Linked DNA regions of Homo sapiens: region 1 is linked to region 2. Evidence: chromatin contacts called from ENCODE Hi-C or POLR2A ChIA-PET data. All regions are on one chromosome and are shown on one strand. Each heading gives the region's core, a stretch centred on a gene start or an enhancer-like site at or near the end of the contact. The rest is flanking DNA. Distances are from core to core; before and after follow the strand shown.

Region 1 (2,700 bases), core at 146-2,645, 93 kb before region 2:
TAGTAGAAACGGGGTTTCGCCGTGTTGGGCAGGCTGGTCTCGAACTCCTGACCTCAGGTGATCCGCCTGCCTCGGCCTCCCGAAGTGCGGGATTATAGGCGTGAGCCACCGTGCCCGGCCCAAATTTTTTTTTTGTAGACATAGGTCTCACTATATTGCCGAGGCAGGTCTCGAACTCCTGGGCTTAAAGGATCCTCCTGCCTCTGTCTCCTCCGTGCTGGGATTACAGGCATGAGCCACCGCACCTGGCGATATTTTGCATTCTTTTTTTCATACGACGTGTTTGAAATCCAGTTTGTACAGTGTTTTACATTTATAGCACATTCCCACTGGGACTAGTCACATCTGAAGTGCTCAAAAGCCACTATGGCTAGGGCTAACGTACTGGACAACACAATGCTAGAGGAGCCCGTCCCTGAGGACGCTGCAGTTTATAACATCATAGTTCCTCCTCTTTGGACTGCTGCTTTCCCCCTATGTATTAAGACTTGCAGAGTGTAAACAGGGCGCCGTGAGTGTGCAAAGCACACACACCTTCGCAAACGGCTCACTCTGAATACTGACCTTTCGGCTGTCCTACCTTCAACAGGTTTCCCGTGCATAGGAGATCCAAGACAGCAGAAGGCAGGAGCTGGCGGGACAGGGAGGAAGAGCGGCTCTGCCGTTTACTATCTGTGTGACGCTGAGCAAATTACACACGGTCTCTCTGACTCAGCTCCTTCCTGTCACAAATGGGGATATTTATAGTATTTCTCACTACGTAGGTCCTTATGCGCATTAAATGAGCTACTACACGGCATTCGGCATAGCGCCAGGCACACACTCAATGTTCAATACATGTAGGCGGTTAGCCCAGTAAACTGGTAGCCGGCCTGAGTAAGTCCCAGGAAAAGCCCAGAAACTCTGGAGACATTACAGCCCAGGTCGAGAACCACGGCCCGGGCCGTCCCGGACGCGGGCCCACCAAGCCTAGGGAAGCCGCTCGGCACCGCTTCGGCTTCTAGACTCCCTGGCCGGCTCTTTCCCGTCAAGGCTGCGGCTGGAGAGGACTGAGGGAGACCTAGGGAGAGGATTCCTCTTCTCCATCCACGGAGACAACTTGGATATGAACACCATGGATGTGAGGAGGTCCGCTGGAAGCAGGAGGGATGGACTCCTGGACTCTCCAGCTACCTGCGTGGTCCTCCCCGGTGTGAGGACAGAAGACCGGTCCTGGGCCGGGCCCGCATCCAGCCCTACCGCCGGTGTCTGAGGTGAGGGCTCCGTCAGCGGAAAACGCTCGACAACGGAGGGGCAGGCAGGGCCGGGGGCGTGGTCAACGCGGGCCCCGCCCCCCGGGCTCTACCCCCGAGCGTACGCGCGCGCCTGAAGCAGCCAACCAGGAAGCGCAGAGCAGGTTCAAACACAGACGGCGGGTGAACATGGCGTCCTCGACTTGGTCTGAGACGTGATAGGCCTGCCTTCTGGTTGAAGATGTGGCGAGTGAAAAAACTGAGCCTCAGCCTGTCGCCTTCGCCCCAGACGGTAAGCGGGAGATCTCTGGCGGAGAGAACTGGGCCGGGCTGCTGTCGCGGGGGCACCGGCCGTGTCTACTGTCCTGGAAAGTTGGGTCGAGCCCGGGGTTGGGGGCTTGTGGAGTCTTTGTTCGCCTTGCTGCTCCTGCGCGACTAGGGTGCGAGCGTACTCTTCTAATCGCATTTTGGGCTTCTTAGGGAGGGAGGAGGGGCGGGCTGGCAGAACCCAGGCTTCCTCACACTCGCCCTCTTTCTTGGTTTCTTTCTCAGGGAAAACCATCTATGAGAACTCCTCTCCGTGAACTTACCCTGCAGCCCGGTGCCCTCACCAACTCTGGAAAAAGATCCCCCGCTTGCTCCTCGCTGACCCCATCACTGTGCAAGCTGGGGCTGCAGGTGAGATTCGCCTGGACAGCTTCTCGACTGGGCTGTTTGCCCAGGGTGAGAGCTCAGGGGAACAGAGGGCCAGGGCTACAATAATTAATAACGATAATGAAGTCTTCTACGTCGGTGACATCCATTTACAGCTATTCAGGCCAACAGAGAGGTGCCCTAGGGTGGTTAAAGGAAATCCAGTGAGAACTTGAATCTCTGTTTAGCTGTTAGTTTTTATTACCTCCTCCTCCTCCCTTCGACCTTTATCAAACTATTGAGAAATCCTACCACCCTGATTAGTGCTCTTCCTCCAACATGGGGTCACTTACGGAAAGGTCAGTCACCTGCAAGATTGAGGCAATATCCATTTACTCTAGGAGGTAGTTAGAACTCTCCTGGGATCAAGTTACACCACTGGAAGGTAGGGTACTTGAATCACCTTAGTTTAAACTAGCTCCTTGCAGAATTGCCCTCACTGATTTGTACTTTTGTTAAACGTTTTGAGAGACGTAGCCATGTAGAAACTGCATTTCAGTTGCTGTCAAAACTTGTCAAGGAAGCAGCTTGACTCCTGTATAAGATTCCTCCAAGAAAGGCTTTAGGACTAACTGCCTGGAAAAATTGTCTTCCTGAAGAAATTGCTATCCTTTTCTTTCTGATAATGAGAACTATGTAGTTTACCATATTTTCCCTCTTGCTCTGCCTTCTAGAAAGCTCAAGGCCAAACTGGATCATCACATACAGCTACTGTTATAGCTGTATAGGAAGTTTTGCTTCCTCTTTTTTGACCATGACTTTGTTATTTCATTAA
Region 2 (2,823 bases), core at 195-2,694:
GTCTTGTGGTCAGGGAATGAGCAAGATGGTAAAAGGTTCTGAGCCAAGCCCGGTGGGGACAGGACTGCAGTGCAACGCCGCCCTCGGATCCGAGGAACTAGTGTTCCTCAGTGCGGGAGGAAGAAGGCTACCGGGCAAGCAGAGCTGGACCCTGCAGCAGTAAAGACTTCAGAGAGGCTCCAGGAAGGACTTCATGATTGTGAGGAAACTGACCAGATTTTCTCCTTCAGGGATTAGGAAAACTAGGAGGGGCAGCCCTGCCCGATGTGGGCAATGACTGGCATAGGGGCAGGGGATGGATAGGATGACTTCCCAAGATGAGCCCCTCCGCCCGGGTCCCTTCCCACTGACCAGTTGTGCATTGCCACAAAGCACATCCAGACATATCCCCCATGCCTGTAGGTGCCGAGAGAAGAGGCAAACACGCCCACTTGCTAGAGTCTACTCTTCATCCAACGGGCTTCTTTGGATATTTAGGGAGGGCCTGGGGGACTCCACGGGGAATGCCAGAACCTTATCTGAGCGGGTAGTGGGTGGGGAGGAGTCGGGGGAGCTGGCAGGGGCTTCCTGCTGCTTCGGCCACTTCCCTAAGGGCCTTCACTTCCCACGCCCCCAACTCTAGGCCCCAAAGGCCTCAGGGCTCCCTGCCTGGCCCAGCTCTGCTCACCAGGACTCTGCCTTAGGGGTCTTGCGGGAGAGAAATGGAGCTGGGGATAGGAGGCGACTCTGCCCTAAGCCCAGCATCAACTCATGGCCACAGCACCTGTTTGCCACCTGTCTGCTTCGCCACAAGGTGCACCATCTCCTTTCTGCAACCCAGGCCTCTGCATGGGCCCAGGCATCTAGACCCCAGCCCAGGCTGCGTGGAGATGTTGAGCAATTCCTTGATCTGCACACACCCTTGGTGCTCCCCAGCTCCCAGAGCTGGGCTCTCCCTTCTTCACCTGGAAAACCACTACATGGAGAACTTGGCCCCCTGCCTTTCAGCTCTAGTTTTCCAGATCTAACACTTTTGAGTCCTCATTTCCTCCCAGCACAGGGTGGGTGAGCGCATCTCCAACACACAGAGACACACACAAAATCCAGCACACACCAGAATGAGACCCACACCACAGCAAGAGGGATTAAAGTTGGACAACCTAGAAAAGGAACTGGAGGGGGAGGTGGGGGAAGGGGTGCCCCTTGGCCTCCAGGCACTCACCCGAATTCTGAGTCTCCCTTGAGCTGCAGTGAGAACCTGGGTGCTCCCCGTCACTCCTGAGCCCCGTTAAAAAGGCGAACGCCCTCCCCGTGCCCCAGCCCGGCCCTGCTGGCCTCCACGGCTGACTTGGGCCGGGGCTCCTCTTACCTGCTCAGTGAAGCAGGTCGGCGTGGGGGCCCGGGTCTGGGGGGCCAGGAGCTCTGTCCGTCTGTCAGTCCGTCAGCTCGGCCGTCCTGTGTCTGTGCTGACATCAGGTGAGGGGAGGCAGCTGCCAGGTGAGCCAATAATTATGATATCAGCTTCCCCTTGCCCGGAGGGGCTGCGCCAAAACGGGGAGAAGAGAAAGGTGACTAAGAAGCTAGTTTGCTCCTTGGCTCTTGTTTGACAGGTACCGGCTCCCGTGCCCGCCCCAGCCGCACCCTGGCCCCCCAACCCCTCCCTCCTCCTGAGCTAGCCCAGGCCCCCTCCCCTGTCCCTGCCAGTGCGCACAGCCTGTGGCTTGTAGAGGAGGGGGTTGTCCCGTGGCCCCCGCCTGCACTCCAGAAGGGAGATGTCGCCCCCCCACCCACAGGTGGGGCACAGGCCTGTTGGAGCATGCACGTGTGTCAGGAGAGCCTGGCCGCCACATGTATGCTCATGGAGCCCACTCATGAGGTTCTGGGGAACAGCGCTGGGTGGCAGCCCAGGGTTCTCTGAGGCACGGCATGGACAGGTTGGGCCCTTCAAGGGCCAAGCATTAGCACAGATTTGCTGGGAACTGTCTGTCCATGGGGCCGGCCATCTGTCTGTCTCTCCACAGCTCCCGCAGCACCTCGAGGGTGTCTCCTTGTGGGTGGGGGCGTGTGCACCCACTGGAGCATGTGCTGGTGACTCCCATCTCCCTCTCCCTCAGGGGCAGATACATGCGAGTCTGTCTGCATCTCTCCCTGGGTCTGTACATCTGTCTCCTGGGTGGGCGTGTGTCTGCATGTCTTCCCCTGTGTCTGTGTCTCTGTGTCCCCGGACCCAGGCCCGTGTGTCGTCCGTGTGTTGACATGCTCATGTCTGTGCACACGTCTCTGCTGTGGGTCAGCAACCTAGTCCTGTGTGAGCATGTGGGTGTCTGTGGGGGTGGAGATGGGGGCTCCCTGGTTCTGTGTCTTCATCCCAGGCTACTCTTCATTATTTGGAGGATAGAAACAGAAACCTGAGTGGCTGTTGCCCTGGTCTCTGGCCCCTTAGAGTTCATGTTGAGGGTGAAGCCCTAGGAATTGGCTTCCCTGGTCCCAGCTGGACTCAGGCCTGGAGCCTGTCCCTGCTCCCTGACAGCTTTCTCTGCTGTTCCCCCAGACCCTGTCCTCACCTCCTTCTCTCTGCTTCCTTTTCATCTTCTTTGCCCTCCATCCCCTTGTCTCCTGTCCCTGGTCATTCTTTCCCTCCTCCATCTCCCTGACCCTTGCACTGGCCTCTAAGCCCACTTGTGTCTCTTCCTGGAGCTAAAGGCTCTAAGGACCTAGTACCAGCACTGCTGCCCAGCAAGTTCTGGGATTTGGCTTCTGGCCTGAGGGTATGGACAAGTCAGCTCTTCCCCAGTGACTATCTCATTCCAAGGAGAGAGGTAATATCAACCCTGGCCGGGGCAC

What was found. A loop is a pair of places that touch in the nucleus more often than their neighbours do. ChIA-PET counts read pairs that join two places held with the same protein, here RNA polymerase II (POLR2A). Pooled maps may share reads with other maps.
Region 1: a loop to region 2 is called in a map with no recorded cell type, with 2.1 times the contacts of the local background. The contact joins the promoter of SPAG5 here to the promoter of FOXN1 in region 2. A Hi-C loop is called at or near these places in 7 of 168 maps with a recorded cell type or tissue (CD4-positive, alpha-beta memory T cell, CD8-positive, alpha-beta T cell, GM12878 and 4 more), 10 of 37 single-sample maps with no recorded cell type and 13 of 50 pooled maps. POLR2A ChIA-PET finds 5 or more read pairs at or near these places in 6 of 52 experiments (BJ, GM12878, WTC11 and 3 more).

The regions. Positions count from the first base shown.
Region 1 is chr17:28,597,720-28,600,419 of GRCh38, reverse strand. It overlaps SPAG5 (sperm associated antigen 5), which reads left to right and starts at 1,395. Exons shown (of 24, transcript NM_006461.4): 1 at 1,395-1,524; 2 at 1,785-1,910. The coding sequence starts at 1,474. SPAG5-AS1 (SPAG5 antisense RNA 1) reads right to left here and starts at 1,287. Exons shown (of 3, transcript NR_040012.1): 1 at 1,174-1,287; 2 at 565-722. RefSeq lists enhancers at 885-964, 1,189-1,733 and a silencer at 1,175-1,484.
Region 2 is chr17:28,504,969-28,507,791 of GRCh38, reverse strand. FOXN1 (forkhead box N1) reads right to left here and starts at 1,444. Exons shown (of 9, transcript NM_001369369.1): 1 at 1,349-1,444. RefSeq lists an enhancer at 1-193.